Linked DNA regions of Mus musculus: all the other regions are linked to region 2. A link is a loop called in an ENCODE intact Hi-C map of the cell type or tissue named here. Cell type or tissue: left cerebral cortex. All regions are shown on one strand. Links, peaks and the distances in the headings refer to the core of each region. The heading gives the core; the rest is flanking DNA.

What was found. Peaks named below come from ENCODE experiments on the same cell type or tissue, not always from the same donor. Only the 100,000 strongest peaks of a DNase experiment are listed, where the experiment ranks them.
Region 1: a loop joins it to region 2, with 2.7 times the contacts of the local background. A loop is called at or near these places in 18 of 42 quality-filtered maps.
Region 3: it touches region 2 in a loop (2.2-fold over the local background); 17 of 42 quality-filtered maps call a loop at or near these places.

What each region holds. Positions count from the first base shown.
Region 1 is chr2:35,732,879-35,738,203 of GRCm38, reverse strand. No RefSeq gene overlaps it. Among named protein-coding and RNA genes, the nearest start is that of 9030204H09Rik, 84 kb to the left of the region's middle. In left cerebral cortex, for the core only: a CTCF peak has its summit at 2,994 (motif pointing right); no DNase peak of the experiment used is centred there.
Region 2 is chr2:35,661,017-35,666,341 of GRCm38, reverse strand. It overlaps Dab2ip (disabled 2 interacting protein), which reads right to left. Exons shown (of 16, transcript NM_001114124.2): 3 at 4,717-4,850. Among named protein-coding and RNA genes, the nearest start is that of Dab2ip, 42 kb to the right of the region's middle. In left cerebral cortex, for the core only: a CTCF peak has its summit at 2,966; DNase peaks (open chromatin) are centred at 3,994, 4,204, 4,790, 5,149 and 3 more places; H3K4me3 peaks cover 3,144 bases; H3K27ac peaks cover 2,556 bases.
Region 3 is chr2:35,711,972-35,717,296 of GRCm38, reverse strand. It overlaps Dab2ip (disabled 2 interacting protein), which reads right to left. Exons shown (of 16, transcript NM_001114124.2): 7 at 4,287-4,431; 8 at 4,047-4,191; 9 at 1,792-2,028; 10 at 25-226. Among named protein-coding and RNA genes, the nearest start is that of Dab2ip, 93 kb to the right of the region's middle. In left cerebral cortex, for the core only: no CTCF peak of the experiment used is centred there; DNase peaks (open chromatin) are centred at 1,604, 1,883, 2,217 and 2,410; H3K27ac peaks cover 1,444 bases.

The sequences.
Region 1 (5,325 bases), core at 243-5,242, 72 kb before region 2:
GGATCAAGTGGGAATCTCCCTGAGATGTTGCATCTTCTCTCTCTCTCTCTCTCTCTCTCTCTCTCTCTCTCTCTGTGTGTGTGTGTGTGTGTGTGTGTGAAAATTCAGATACAACTGTAGACAGAGGAGCCAACTTGCAATTTCTACCAAGTGTCTCTGTAAGGACGTAGAATGTTCCTGATCTTGGCCAGTTAATGCCATTTCCCAAGGTTGCCAGGATGGAGCAGGGATGGAGCAAGGGAGGAGCCTGGATGTCAGGTCAGACAGTGAAGACACATTCAGAAACAACGCTGGGGTACATCAGTAGGCTAGGATACTGCTTGAAGAGGCCCCCAGGGACCACACCTGCAACTGTGGGGTAACCCTGAGGAATGAACTCTATCTCCAACAACAGGAAGCATCAGTCCCATGGGGACGGTGGGGAGGACCTTGTTGAGGGCCCAGTGTTAAGTGAAACTCAGCACTGGAAAGGCACCCTTCCCAGCCATCTCTGCACAGCCATCACTGCACGACCCAGTCAGCTAAGAAATGCTCCAGCTGCCGAACCCACAGGACACTCTGACAGAAGCCCTGCTTTTATGGCCTCTGTGTGCTGCCTCTCAGGCTGCTAAGTTACAAAGAGGGCAAAACTACAACTAAAACCAGCACCTCCATGAGTGGAGAAAGAAAAGGTGAAACACTGACAAGGAGCCTCACCAACCAGGAAAGACAGCCAGGCCACGGGCAGCGCGCCTCCAAATGTGTGTCTCTCCAAAGACTCAATATGCCCTGTGCAAGACAGCCAGAAACTGGTCCTAAAGACACACCAGATACACCCAGCTTTGTCTCCATTTGTTACTGATGTTGCTTTAACAAGGAGCCAGGAGTGTGACTGATCGTATTTCTCCTGTCATCACAGAAAAGACCAGAAAAGGCTATGGAAAGTTCCAGATTAGACAAGGTTAAAGAGACATGGCAACTGAATGCAATCCCTGACCTTAGACTTGGGTGTTGGGGGGAAAGAATATAGAAGGACATAACAGGGTCAACCGAGGAAACTAAAAACCAAGCTGAGAGCTGGAAACAGCACCAAGGTTTAACTGGGAGCGCCGGAAGCAGGGAAGGATCAGGGGAAGGAGCCGTGGTATGTAACTAGCCTTCAAGGAATTCAGGAGGAGTGTGTGTGTGTGTGTGTGTGTGTGTGTGTGTGTGTGTGTGTGTATGTGTGTGTGTGTGTGTGTGTGTGTGTGTGTGTGTGAGAGAGAGAGAGAGAGAGAGAGAGAGAGAGAGAGAGAGAGAGAGAGAGAATAATGATAAAACAGACAGGGTTAAACGTTCATGGCATTTTGGGGAAAAAAGCCACACAGTGTTCCTTGTTGTTGATTTCAACAGCTAATCTGTAAGTGTGAAATTATTACCAAAGCGAATGTCCAAAGAAACACAAAATCATTCAGAATTCAAGGTGTGAAAGTTTAAACCATCTGCAAGTCTAATCATTAAAAATAATAATAAAGTAACAGTGAAAGGTGATATTTGTAGAGAACTGTGTCCACAGTCTACTGACACGTGGAAAGAGCAAACCTGTTAGTGCAATACCAAGAGCGCATCTAATCAACATCGGCTACTCAGGAGGACTCCAGGCAGGGGCATCTTGAATGTGGTACTAGCCTGGGCATCATTTCAATTAGGATTTTTGTTGTTGGTGGTGATGGTTTTGTTGCTCTGGTTTTTGTTTTGTTTGGTTTGGTTTTGTTTGGTTTGGTTTTGTTTGGTTTTGTTTGGTTTGGTTTGGTTTGGTTTGGTTTGGTTTGGTTTGAGCTAGGGTTTGGTCATGTGAACCTGGCTGACATGCAGGGGTTTGTTGTGTATGCTCTGTAGACCACTAGGCTAGCTTCAAATGTGCAGGGATCCTTCTTGTCTGTCTCTACCTCCCGAGTACTGGGATTGCAGGCATGCCCAAACATGCTTTGCAAAACAAACCAATGAGCATATAAATGGGGGTGGGGGTGGGTGGGAGGGGAGGGGTGGGAGGGTGTAGCGAGGGGGTGGAGGGGAGGTGGTGGAGGACCTGGAGCAAATGCTCAGTGGTTAAGGGCAGGGACTGACCCACAGCACCCATTATCAGGTAGGTCACAGCTGCTTGTAACTCCAGCCCCAGGGCTTCTGTGCCATTTCCTGAACTCCAAGTGCATCTTTGTGCACATGTACAAAACACATAGGTATACATACATACATACATACATACATATATACATACACACAAAAACATAGACACACACATATACATACACATAACTATAGACACACATACATATATATATATACACATAGACACACACATACACAGAGACACATAAATATATGCGTAATTTAAATTTAAAACCAAACCCAAAACTATTGCTAGAGAGATGGCTCAGTAGTTAAGAGACTGGCTGTTCTTTCAGAGAACCTTGGTTTGATTCCCAGCATTACATGACAGCTCAAAACCATGTGTAACTCCTGTTCCCAGGGACCCACACCCTCCTCTGACCTCTGTGGGCACTAAGCATGTATGTGGTACACATATATACATGCAGGCACTCACCCACACTCATATTTTGTTTTTAAAAATAAACATTAAGGATCTTTTTAAAATTGATTAGTACATATCATGGTTCTAATTTTGCCTTTACAATACTAGTCTGGGCTATGCACAGCAGCGCACATCTGAAATTCAAGAACTTGGGAAAAAGGAGTTGGGGGATCTCAAGTTTGAGGTCAGCCTTAGCTGCATGCATAGTGAGACTTTGTCTTGAAATAATAAAATGGAAATTAGGTTGTATGGGCAAGAGCAAAGCTATCTTGATGGCTGTAAACAATAGATTTGTCTATACTGAGAGGGCTTTGTAGGCAGTGGACCCCTTTCAACATGACTTCATCCTGCTTAGTATTTGATTGTTTTAAAAGTTTTAAATTATGTGTAGAAGTAAGTATCTGTGTGCAAGTATGCGCACATGAGAGCAGTACTCATGGGGGCCAGAAGAGGGCAGCAGAGTCCCTGGAGCTGGAGTTTACAGGTGGTTGTGAGCCTCCTGGTATATGTGCTTAAATTGAACTTAAGTCCTTTGCCAGAGCAGTGTGTGCTTTTAAGCCCTCCAGCCCCCAACTTCTATTTTGTTTTTGTTTTTTTATTTTTAAAGCTGGTTTTAGGAAAATACATGAGATTTCAACATCGGCAAGGTGAGTTACAAGTCTCCGGAATCTGTATCCTGCTTTTCCTTGGCCTTGAATTCCTTTGGTGTAAGTTCTGAAACGATAACACTCTGTGATCTTTGTCCTGCAGAATAAATGGTGTCTGCTGGAGTGCCCTGGAGACAGACTGACTTTGCATCTATTTGTAAGATTTGTTTTATTGAAATTACCAATTGTCTGTACGCACAGCTCTTTGAATTCTCCTCTGAATTGGCTGTGACAACTGACTGGATTCTTCATTAATTAGTGAATTAAAAAAAAACACTAAACATATGTTCATCTTATATTTGTGTGTAAGTCTTGGTTGTCAAAAAAAAAAAAGTCTGCTTTCACACAATTGCTACTTTCTGTCATGAAAGGGTAAAAGCTGTAAACATTTTGTAAGAGACCTTTCTGAGACTGAGGCCTTCTCCCTCCAGACTCGAAGAGTGTGGAGTCCCCTGACCTCATGGGTCTCTCTGTGGGCAAAGCCAATCTTCACACATCAGCAATGTGTGGGCTCCCCCTATAACTGCAGGGCCCCTCTCTAGCCCTCAGGGCCTCGGTGCCAACCTTTTGGCTGGTGGGAAGGACAGGCAGAAGGGCAGACCTTGGTCCCCAGAGAATCAGGTGATTTGAGTAGCTGGACCTTTGAAGGGCTGTTTGTCTTCTTATTTCAAGACACTCAGAAATAAATGACAACCAGGAGTCACAAAGATAGCAGTCAATTCTAAACATGGATGTGGAAGACATGACCATCTTCCTATGAATTCAGCAGACAGTGTAATATAGCCATAGCTCAGGATTTCGGTGTGCCGCAGACCAGCAGACAACCCACCTTGGTCACAGGTCTGGTAACTACTCAATCCAGACAGTGTGATGCTCACTGGGTTGGTCAGGTTTGAGAAGCCCTGTATGCCCACCTCTCTCCCGCCGACACCAACCACGCCTTCCCTCCTGCCAGCTGCTGGGGAAAGCAGCATCTGTCTTGTATCTTTATTTTGTATTCTGCCACTTCCCTAAGCAAAGACCATTTGGGGGATGGGAAATTTTAAGAAAATCCCATTTTGTTTTGTTTTCTTGCCCGTGTCCCTCGGGAAGTACAATGAGCTTCTTTTCTGCCGTTTCTTCACCACCTCTTACTTCCTTCCCCATTAAGGAAGTGATGGGGGGGGGGGTCTAATGCTTCGCTTTTAGAGATTGTACTGACTTTTTTCAGTGCAAGGCAAGCCCTCTACCACTGAGCTCCAGGTATTTTTTAATTGGATTTTCATCATAAACACAAAAACATGTTGAGGGAAAAAAATGTAGAGCGCATACGTAAGCCAAGAGGACCACACTCAGCATCCCTAGGTCAGCATCTGATCCACATCTTGGCATTTCTCTCTTTGATGATCCCAAGTGTGACTTTAGGTTTTATTGTGAAATTATTCTTCTTAAAGATCTTATTTTAAGCCATGTGCTTAAAAGTGTTTGCGAGCTGCTCGATGTGGGTGCTAGGAACCAAATCGAGGTCCCCTGCAAGGGCAGGATGCACAGTTAACCATGGAGCCGTCTGTCTCTCCCGTCCTTGGAAATGCTCCTCGATCCTCCTATAGTCCTATAAAGACCACTTGTTTGTTCCTCAAATGCAGTCCTCCCTGAAGACGTCCCTGCAGTACAGGCACTACCTTCTTCATTTTACAGCAAGGAAACTAAGAATGGAGCGCTTTTCCATGATGCTAAGACCATGTTGCCAATCAATAGCCATTAAGGCTCAAAGCCCACTCTCATGCATGTCCAAACTCAAGCTCTAACCTACCAATTACCATTTCCCAACCCAGGTGTTATTGTGAACATGGTCTAAAACGCTAAACCAGAATCCTCCTGGACATATAATTCCGTTATCAGCGTTTACACTTAATACATTATTTACATCTTTCAATGTCATTTATTATTCTTCTACAAATTTAATGGCTGCACAGCGTTTCATTATATTGGGTATGTTTTATTTATTTTTAAATGGCTCCTCCGTATCCAAACGAGAAATAAAACTGGCTGTAAAATATTCAAACAGCACAAAGGAAGAAGAGAAAGCAGAACACTGACGTTTCCCTTCCCTCTCCCCGGAGCAAACTGCCACTGACGGTGGGGCAC
Region 2 (5,325 bases), core at 315-5,314:
GCCTCTCCAAAAAGAGAGTCCATTTTAATGACAGACAACTCATCTCTTAGAGGGTATGAAGAAACGCCAACAGGTGGTCACTCTCAAAGCTCACTGGCAGGAAATAAGCCATTAGAGGATTTTGATATGGTGTGTGTGTGTGTGTGTGTGTGTGTGTGTGTGTGTGTGTGTGTCAAAAACTTCAAACTCCATATTCTTTGGCTTAGTAACTCTTAAAACATTATGCCTAGAGAAGATGAGAGGGATGCGGATGGGTAATGCACAAGGCTTTAAATTCATAAAGAAAAAGTAAACCTAAAGGCTGATGGCTCAGAAGGAGCTGGAACAACAGGCATTTAGAATAGGTTGGTAAACCACATAGGGAAGATCTTCCCTCCCAGGCAAGGCTGGGAAAAAGGCCCCTTTCCTAGGCCTCTGGCTTTGCTTTGTTCAAGGTCAGCATCCCTCTTCTCCATTACCACTCAGCTCCTTCTACCAGGAGCAGCAGCATCTACAAGCTCTCTAGAATTCTGGAATGATACCACGTGAGTGACTGTTAGTCCAGTCTACAGATGAGAAAACTGAGGCCTACCAAGCAAAATGGCTTCCTCCTGCCTACCAAGCAAAATGGCTTCCTCCTGTCGACACTTGCTGAAATACTACAGTTAGGCTAACTTCTTTCACACATTATGTTTTAACTTCATCAAATTTTAGAAACATTTATGAAATGTGTGAGACCTAGTATTAAATGCTAAGGAAACTTCATGAAATGAGACAGGAGTGTGTGTGTGTGATTAAATATTGAATGTATGATACCAGTATCTCCATCATAATTTTCATTGTGCTCACTTTGCAGATGTATAAAATAAGGCTCCCAAAGCCTGGGTGACTTGTTCCAGGGATGGCTTGGAAGCCAAAGCTCACACACATATGCCCATTATACCTAGTAGCTGTCTAAACTGCATCTCGCAGACCCTATTCTTCACTGACCAGTTCAAAAGGAATGCAGACAAGGACCTGACCTCCCATCCCTGTGCTTAGCAGGACAGGAATCAGCCCTGAGACTGCAAAGGCCCAGCATCAATCAGCACAGGCTCTGTCTTCCACCTGTTCTTCACCCTGCTTCCTGTTTCTTCCTCCACGGATGCCCTCACCCCTGGAAACAGAATTTATATCTGCCTACTCAGGGCCAGGGAGGTCCCTGTAACCACCCCCACTCCCAACTTCCAATTACCGCCCCTCCCTGGTTCTACACACCTGGAATCCCTCCCTGAGTAACTTTCAGATGTGGAAATTGAGTTCTGCAAATTCCCTGGAACGGACAGGGCAGCTCTAACTGCACACACACCAGCCTTGCCTAGCTGCTCCTGACCACCCACCCTTCCAAGCTATGTGCTGCACTAGGCCAACTGGCAAAAGTGAAGAGGGTTCTGCCATTTCTGGAGTACAGACAGAAAATGGGGGTGGGGTGGGGGCACACTTACTGAATTGAGTAGGGGGCCAGAGTCACCTAGAAATGGTGTCAGGAGAAAAGGGGGATAAGGATGTCAGCTGACCTCCTAGCTCAGAAGCATAAATAAATGAGCAAGCGACTTGATTCTGGGAAGGCAGAGCCATGGTATCTTTTATTGCTCTTACCAACATTAAAACCAACCTGTAAATGAAGCAGCAACACCTCCAGCAAGCAAGAGGAAGCGCTCTGCCAGCACCCTGCTCACCTGGAAAGCGCTCTGGCCAGCACTCATTTCTGCTACCAGGAGAAATGATTACCTGTCCTGTCGCTGGTGCTCACTGCCTAAGCCTCCAAAGGAGAAACGGGTGTCTGAGAGGCCCAGGGGTCATGGAGACCGGTTAGGACCCTCCCCTGGAGCCATTTTCAGTAGAACAAGTAGAAAGGCTCAAACCTGTCCTGTAGCCCTGAGCCCTCAAGTCCCTGATGGCATGACCCAAGCCTCACCACCAAACAGTAGCAGCCCACACCTAGGGCAGACTTCCTTCCCAGGATTCCCAGAGATTCCGGCATAGAACCACCTGGTTTCCAACCTGTAAACCAGGGAGGGTTTGATCTACACATCTGGGTGGAGGATTCCAGAACAAAAAACGACCTGTCCAACATAGCAGTCACAGAGTGCACAGACTAACATGCAACAACACCTCCTTAGCAGTCATACAAACCAGACAGATTCACCCAGTTACACTCACAGGAATAACCAGATAGTCCTAAATTGTTCATCCCATGGGAGGGTCACTGGGATCAGGGCTCATACATGCAACCTGGAAGCCTCTGACCCCTCTCCATCCTTGCCCTCCATCCACTCTCTGCTTGGTGTCTCTGTATTTATCCCAGGGGAGGCATGGCAGTCAGAGGGAGAGCCTGGAGAGGAGGCTCAACCTCTCCTTGCTCTGTTCCTTCTACTGCACTTGGGCAGCACAACACCCACAAGAATGAAGAGGCACTGTCCACTCACCCAGGTTTGATCATGAAATTAGAGGGTGGGGGTGGATCCACCACAGTTGATGTCACTCAACTCCCAAGAATGATGACTCCAGGACTGCCCCAGAGAAACATCTGCCCACTCACCCAACAGCAACCAGCAGATCAATTCCTGAACAAAGCAACAAAACAAGACCCCAGTCCTGGCAAAGCCCATTTCAGCTTCTAGACTGGGTAGAGGGATTCACACCCAGTCTGCCTGACTGTTCGAGGGAAATCTGAGCTCCCTTCTGGTGCCAGAGAGGCCACTAGGACAGATTGTTTACAGAAAAATTTAAAAAGACAATTCCACACCACTGCCAATGACATTCAGCTCTTCTTGCAGCCGTTCACATTTCCAGAAATGGATTTGTAGTTTCTCTGAAACCCGACTCCCCCTCCCCCTCCATGTAACACAGCTAACCTGAGACCAGGGGCCACGGGATGTTTCTGAGGTCACCCTAGCGAAGCCCCGACTCTGACTAGGGTTGCTAGCCAAGCAACTGCTGGCTTTTTGGTGCGGGCTTCCCAGCGGTGGAAGGTAAACACGACATGCATGCCGCTTGCTCTCAAGAGGGCAGACACACTCAGAGACCTGGGCTGCCTGCTTTCTCTCCTGCTCCCGGACAACCGCCACATGCACACAAAATGGGGTACGTACACAAGCCCCCGCATGCGAGAACAGAGGGTCCGGACCCCTGCCAGGGAAAGCGCAGAGAAGGGCATGTTCTTTGGGGGAGACAGCCGGAGGTGGGGGCCGGAGAGGAAGGCAGCAAACCGGGTGGCCTGCCGCCCAGACAGACAATAATAACAAAGATGGGAATGGAGATGGAGATTTTCAAAGACGCAGTGGCTGCACCCAGCACCGAGCTCTGGCCTGGATGCATCTTCCTGCCAGGGAACGCCTGGTCCCCTGGGGCACCATAGCCATCAGTGAAAGGTTGGGGGTGGGGGGTCCTGCCTTAGGCTGGGCTTGGCAGCCGGGGCGGGAAGCCAGGTGCAGACAGTGGTGGGGATGCACTGAAGAACAGCTCTAGGCTGATGGAAGGTCTAGTGGTTCTAATTGGGATGTGGGAGGGGTGCCCTGGGGTAGATGTTAGGTGTCAGTTAAACGTCACACCACCTTGGGCAGGAGTTAGGATAACTTGGACTCCTTGCTTGCTGGAACCAAGGAGGAAAGGAAAGACATTATCATTCAACCTGTGCCTCCCACACAAGAAGTGCCAACTCGCCAATGGTAAAACGGACACAGACCCGGGAAGGCAGATGCCAGGAGCCTAAGATGTTGGGGCTGAATGCTGAAAAGGCTCCTTGGAGCCTACTGGTTCCTTCACCTCCACGACACGTTCTAACTGGCACAGGAATCCATCACTGCTTGTGCCTAAGTGGAAAGGTGCCTGTGGCTGACACGACTCAAGGATGCGAACCAGGGCCCCCAGAGGCTGTGCCCGCCCAGTGCCCCCGCACGGACAGGATGGCTTGCCCTTGCGAGCTGAAGCCTGCACGTTGCCAGTGACTCCAAAGCAGGCTCAACAACCTCCTCCCCTCCCCTTCGCCCCACAAGCCACCTCCCCCTGGAATTTCCACACCTGCTCTCAGCTTGCCCAGAAGGAAGCAGGGAACAGAAGACACCCCTGGGAGCGGGAGGTAAAGAAGGGGAGCAGCTGCCCAGACTGTAGGGGGAAGGCCCATTTTCCCGGGTCTTAGGTTATACCCATTAACCGAGCGCCTGGCCACTGCCTGCTCGGCTCGCCCCAGCCCCCAGCGGAGCACGTGCCCTACTTAGCGCAGATGTGCCCCCTAAGCGGCCCAGCCCCCTGCTCCTCCCCTCCAGATGTTCACCCTTTTCCGCGCCACGAGCGCTGCCGGGTCTGGGCAAAAACCAGCCGAAAATGCCTTTTGTATCGGACAGCGAGGGACTCGGTAGGCCGGGGATGGGTCCTGAGGGTGGAGGCACCACTTCCGTCCCTACCTCTAGGCACAGCACTGCTCAGAAAACAATGCCCACCTCGGCCAGGCGAGGCAGGACCCCACATGCCCGAGAGGGCACTTGCTGCCCGGCCTCACCCCGGACCTCCAGCACCCTCCTAGGTGCGCCGGTGAAAGCAACGAAGGGTACAGTCCCGGTCCCCCAGCACGACGGGGGCCCCGTTCCCGGAGTTCCCGGAGGCTGGCGAGGCGTCACTCCCGCGGGAGAGTGCCCTGCCCGGCTCCGGCTTTGTCCCCGCGCCCTCGGGGCGCAGCCGGGGCGGCGACGGGCTCACCTCTCATTGTCCGCGGCGGCGGCGGCTGCGCTCCGGAACCCCGGCAGGATGTGGCGGAAGCTGTGGTTGCGGTCCAGTTTGGGCTGGCTCTTGGTGCGCTTGATGGAGCCCTTGAGGCGGCGGCTGAGGAAGCCCTGCGCGCGGGGCGACAAGAGGGGGAAGGGGAGGCGGGGTTAGCGCGGCGGCGGCGGGCCGGGACCCGCACCCTCGCGGCCCACGGCGGGCCGGGCTCGGCCCCAGCAGCTCGCGGCCCGCGCCGCCGCCCGCCCGCCGACCGAGCGCCGACGGCCCGGCCCGCGCAGCGCGGCCCAGCCCACCCCGCGCCGCCCGCCGGCCGGCCCAGCCCGCCACGTCGCCCCCGCCCCTAAGCCGCCGTTGCCATGGCGACAGAGCCGAGTGCCTCCGACCGTGGCCGAGGATGCCCGAGCCCCCCCCTCCGCCCCCGGCGCTGAGAGGGAAGGGCGGCAAGGCTGGGGGGTGGGGGCGGGTTGAGTGGCTTGCGCCACCAACAGCCCCTCACCTCACCTTCCTCTGCAACCAGGCCACACCCCCCAACCTCCAGGAGGATTCCTCACACCCCGCCCCGTCGGGGGGACTGACAGGAGCGGT
Region 3 (5,325 bases), core at 138-5,137, 51 kb before region 2:
CCATCTAACCCAGGCAACAGGCACCTGATCAAGCTGGCTGACAGCTTCCCAGAGCAGGGAGTGCAGGCTAGAGAGCTCCCGGCCCAGGTCTATGTAGCCCTCGAAGCCTGCTGTGTTGGAAAGGGTCTCGGGGTTGGAGATCTCCAACAGGAAGCGCTGCATGTTGGTCCACTCGTGCTCCAGGAACTGGTTCATGAAGGACATGTATTCTTCCTTGCTGCCAAACCTGGACAGAAAAGGGTGGCCAAGGTGAGGCCCTTACCTGAGTCAGATCTCATCTCCTTCCTCACCATGGCTGCTGCCAAGCAAGGTTCGGAGTCACTAGGGCCTTCTTCTCAAGGCCAAGACCACTCTACCCTCTTCAGAACGGAAGTCACTAGAGTTTTCCGTGTTTCCTCTAACACTGCCCATTATGGGCTCCTGCCTCTTCTCCTCCAGATTTGCAAGCCAAGCACAGAGGTCAATTTCAGATCCACACTTGGCTCAGGGTTTTAGTCATCAGGAACACCCCCAAGACCAGTGCCCTCCTCCGGATTCCCCTTTCTCAGGGAAGAGACCATCATCCACTGGACAAGTCAGAGGTCTGGCAGTGCTGTCAGCTCCCCTTCGGCCTGCTGACCTGATCTTCTAGTCACCTACTATCTGTCCCTAGGCCACTGCCTCCCCTCCCCCATGCCTATCATTTTTAACTGAAACCTGGCTATAGCCTCCCTCAGTCTCTCTTATCAGCCATACCATGTTCAGTGGAGATCCTTTTCAGGATCCAGAAGAGGTAAGGGCCATGTTGTGTGGTCCATCTCTGCACCATGTGGCCTTCAGGTTCCTGTGGCCCCCATGGGTTACTTCTCATCTCTCCTAGACTCCTTTGGTACCAGGCCCTTGCCATCATGCCAGCCTCTGTTCCTTATCTGAGCTAGATGATTGGCCTTCCTGTTTTTTCTCCCCACAAGCCTTTGCTCCCCTGAGACTCTGTCATTCGTCTTGGTCCCACCCTTTTCTCTACTGGACTTGCCTCATGCCTGATCATGTCTACAGTCAGGGCCCAGCTCAGACAGACCTGGGCAAGGGCTCAATCCAACTATGAATTAATTATAAGACTACCCAGCCCTGCCACTTTAATCTACTCTGTCTATAATGGCAGCCAAGGGGTTCAGAGAGATGGCTCAGTGGTTGAGAGCACTTGCTGCTCTTGCAGAAGACCCAGATTCAATTTCCAGCATCCACATGGTACTTCACAGCCATCCCTAATGTACTTTCTGTGCGTCTGATGCCCTCTTCTGACCTCTGTGGGCACCAAGCACTCATGTGTTATACAGACAGACATGCAGGCAAAAACTCACACATAAAATGATTAAATCTTAAACAAACAAACAAACAAACAAACAAAACTTCTACAAAACCACCAGAAGTGCTTTACAGGCAATCATTTTGGCAGCATTAACCCAAGTGCCCAGCTACTCAGGAAATCAGCCATTCATTGCAAAGTGGAGCTTGGTGCTAAAAGACATACGAGAATCCTTATGGCATATTATGATAATATGTTAATTCAAAAAAGCAGAAGGAAAAAATATCTTCTCTTCCCACCTCTGAAACCCAAAGAAGCATACCAAACGGCACTGCACCACTGGGAGGGTGGCTGTGGGGGAGGGTTTATTCTGAGGTAAGTGGCGGGGGAGAGACTAAGGGGGACAGAAACAAAACCAAGGCCTACTTCACTAGTCCAGGCCAAGGTCACACATGCACCAAGTTTCTGTCCCTGTGTACTTCAATCCCATGGGACACAACACTCACTTGGCAAAGTTGGCCAGGTTCTGGGTGACTTTGGCAATGAGCGTGAGGGTGCGAGCCGTGCGGTCGTCAGGATACTCCTGAAGCAGGTTGAAGAGCGAGGGTGACATGATGGCAGGGCACAGGAAGCGAAGGAAGAGGGAGGCGCTGATGAGCCGTTCACTGATATCTGGCCGGCCTCGGCTGCTACACTCCTGCCGCCATGAGGCGAACACCTCCTTAAGCTCCCGTGGGAAGACGCTGCATAGGAACAAAGATGGGCCTGGGGGTCAGATCTGTTTGAGTCACATGGAACCCTGAGTTCCAACCACAGCTCTATGTTGATGGTGGAATGAGCTCAGGGCTCTGCAGCCACGAAATCTCAGACATTTAAGGAAACAGCCAGCCAGGGTGGGCAGAGAGGCTGCTCAGCAGACAGGGTAGACTCTCAGTGAAGGGTCCAAGTGTGCTGAGCGTGGAGGCGGGTGGAACTGGCTCCATGCCAATATAAATAGCAAGAATGCCACTACAATCGCGCTCGTCCTCCCAAGGGGAGCACCTCTTTCTGCTCCAACAATAGGCTTCTGGGTCTAGAGGCATGAAGAAAGCCACAGGGCAGGCAGATCGCTGTTCCTTGGGCTCCTATTTCTGGCTATCAAGACTCATCCCTCTGCCTGAATGATGTCATAGGAATCTGGGTTTCCCACAGAGCTCATGATGACTGGACAGGGAGTCTCCCCAGCTAGCGAGAACACAGTCTGTCATGAACTAGCTGGGGAGAGAAACAAACTTTCCTGGGGTGACAGTTAAGAAGGCACTAGCACAGAGTTCTTGGCTCCATTGAATACCCACTTTAGGTGAGTTTCCTACCTTTTCACCCCAGGGCATACCAGACCCCAGTGCTCCTTGGACCTAGTCTACTACCGACTCTGTCCTGAGCCCAGCAGACAGGACGTGGGGCAATAAATGAGGCAGAGTCAGCAAGGCTGCCTAGTGAAATGGGGGTAGGCAGTCTACTGCCAGGTGATGTCTACTGATGGTCTTGTCCAGAAGAGAAGTCTCTTCTAGATGACAGAAAGAAGAGACTCCTATCACAGAAGGTCTTCCAATGGAATGGAGAGCAAAGGTTGAGAATGCAGCTTAGTGGGGAGATGACAGTGTGTTCCGAGGGTGCTCAAGGCTCTACAATTGTCCCCTTACCCCAGAGAAGCATCGCATGCAAAACAAGCTGAGGGACCAGGACAAGTGGGCACTACCACAAGCACTGGCCACACTGACCCCTTCCTAAGGTCACGGTTTACCCAGGAGGCCTGCCTTTGCCTATCTGTTGGGAAAGGCAAGCACTTCCTGTGGCACCTCTGAGCTAGTGCTTCTGACTGCAAGGGTATGGACGATTAGGTTACATGTAGGGCCAGACTATGTAAGATCAAAGGAGACGACACGGGAGAAAGAACCAGACAAATGTGGAGATATGGCTTTGGAGTGGCTTGGGCAGGACGAGCATAGCTCTGAGCTGAGATGATGGTACAGGCACCTAAGTAGCTTCTCTCATGTGGATACAAACTCAGCACTGTGGCTGGCAGCAAGGCCTACAAGGTCAGTCCCATGTGTGCTAAGCACAACCAGGGTTAGCACCAGGCCAGCAAGGCGTCATAAATGCAGCAGGTGCCTAGGAAACCGGCCTTAAGAGAAGCTTCCCAGGAACGAATTCCAGCCCCATTTGTAGCCCCAAACAAGTAACTCATTTCTACTGTAATACTACCCCTTTCTTCTCTGCTCTGTTTCAGTCAGAGGACTAGCTAGTGCTCCCTCAGTTGATACAAGGGTAATAATCGTCAGGGACAGGCAGATGAGGAGCCACTGGAGCAGTGCCAGGACACCAGGGCTCTAGCTCCATGTTGCACCGGCGCACTGACATTCGCCTCTGCGTGTGCAGGGTGCTCACCAGTTGTAGGTAGAGAAACAGCCATTTCCAGGTTTTACACTCTCTCTCTCTCTCTCTCTCTCTCTCTCTCTCTCTCTCTCTCTCACACACACACACACACACACACACACACACACACACACACACCTTACAGGTATTCTTGAGTGCTTTCCTATATTTAAGAACTCAAAAAGGGGCGTGACAGGAACCTGGCCGTCCAACAACCCAGTGGAATCAGATGCTGGCACCCAGGGCAGGAGTGGGGGCATTCAGACAAAAAAAGATAGTCAAGATGAATGGAAGGGAGGGATTAGGCCAAAAAAGGAGCACACAGCTCCCAACAGGTGGCACTAACCAGTAGGAGTTGATGATCTTGCAGAAGGCCAGCTCACAGCACATCTTGAGGTTGCCCTGGTGCTCAGGGAGGTCAGCGGATGAGCACTTGCTTGGGTCCACTTCACAATTTTCATCTGACTCATACAGAGCTTTGATGAACTCACCTGTGGGCGGGCGGGTGAGCATGGAGAAAGCAGTGAGGGTCTGATGAGCACCGCCCAGCCCTTGCCACCTGCTGGCCCTGTAATGTCCCCACTACCTAGTGCGTCCTGCAGGTACTTCTGGCCCACAAGTTTGAGGTATTCCTCGATGGCCTTGGTGGCCAGTGTGTTCTCCCGGAAGATGAGGTGCTCATTGTCCCCACAGCGGTCCACCTCTGACATCATCAGGTCTGTTAGAAAGTCCTAGGGAGGCAGAAAGGGAGCAGAGTGGAACTGAACTGAGCTGAGCTGGCAGAACCATCACTGTCCTTGGCTGCTGGACAGCCCAGCTGACCATGGGAAGACACTGGCAGAGGAGCTGAGCTGTACCTTGCCTCTGGCTGTGGTATCTGACAGGATGAGAGCTCCCTTCCTCTCAAGCCCAAAGTCTACAGGGCAGGAGACGATGCCCAGCAATCTAGCATGGGCCAGGGTTTCTGGAGTTCTCAAAACTCATTTCAATGTGCCCAACTTTTGAAGATCTTTTGAAATACAGAATTAAGACCTTAATCCAGGAGGCCAGATGACCAACAAAAGGAAGGGCTGAGAGATAGGTGGGTCCAAGAGGAAGCTATGGTTGACAACCCCCACCCCCACCCCACGCACATCTTGGAAATACAATCAGAGGTAAGGACCCATCCCTGCTGAAGCAGCACCATGACTTCTATCCAAAGCCACCATCTTCCTGAAGTTCTGTAACAGCTCTGGACCTCAGCACTGGGGTAAGACATGAATCCTAAGAGGTGGGCAGCAGAAGAGAGAAAGCAAGGCACAGAGCAGATAGACAACCTGCCCAAGGCCCCACAACCATCTGGGGTCACGTTCTGCATCCAAGATCACAGAAAGTTCACTGAGAGGGGAGTCCTAGGATGGGAACTGGAAAAGCACACAGCTTAGACAAGCAGGACCTAAGAGCGAGCAAGAGGTGTCAGGACTCAGGTCTGGGGCCCTCGGAGTGCAGCTACATTGGGAGGGCAGTGTCTCACAAACAAATAGTCTTCAGCATGAGTTCTATCTGGTTCAAGAATGCCCTGCTAGTTCTAGATTGTTCCTGAGGCAATAACCCAGAGACATCAGTTACTTCCTACCCCTTCATTC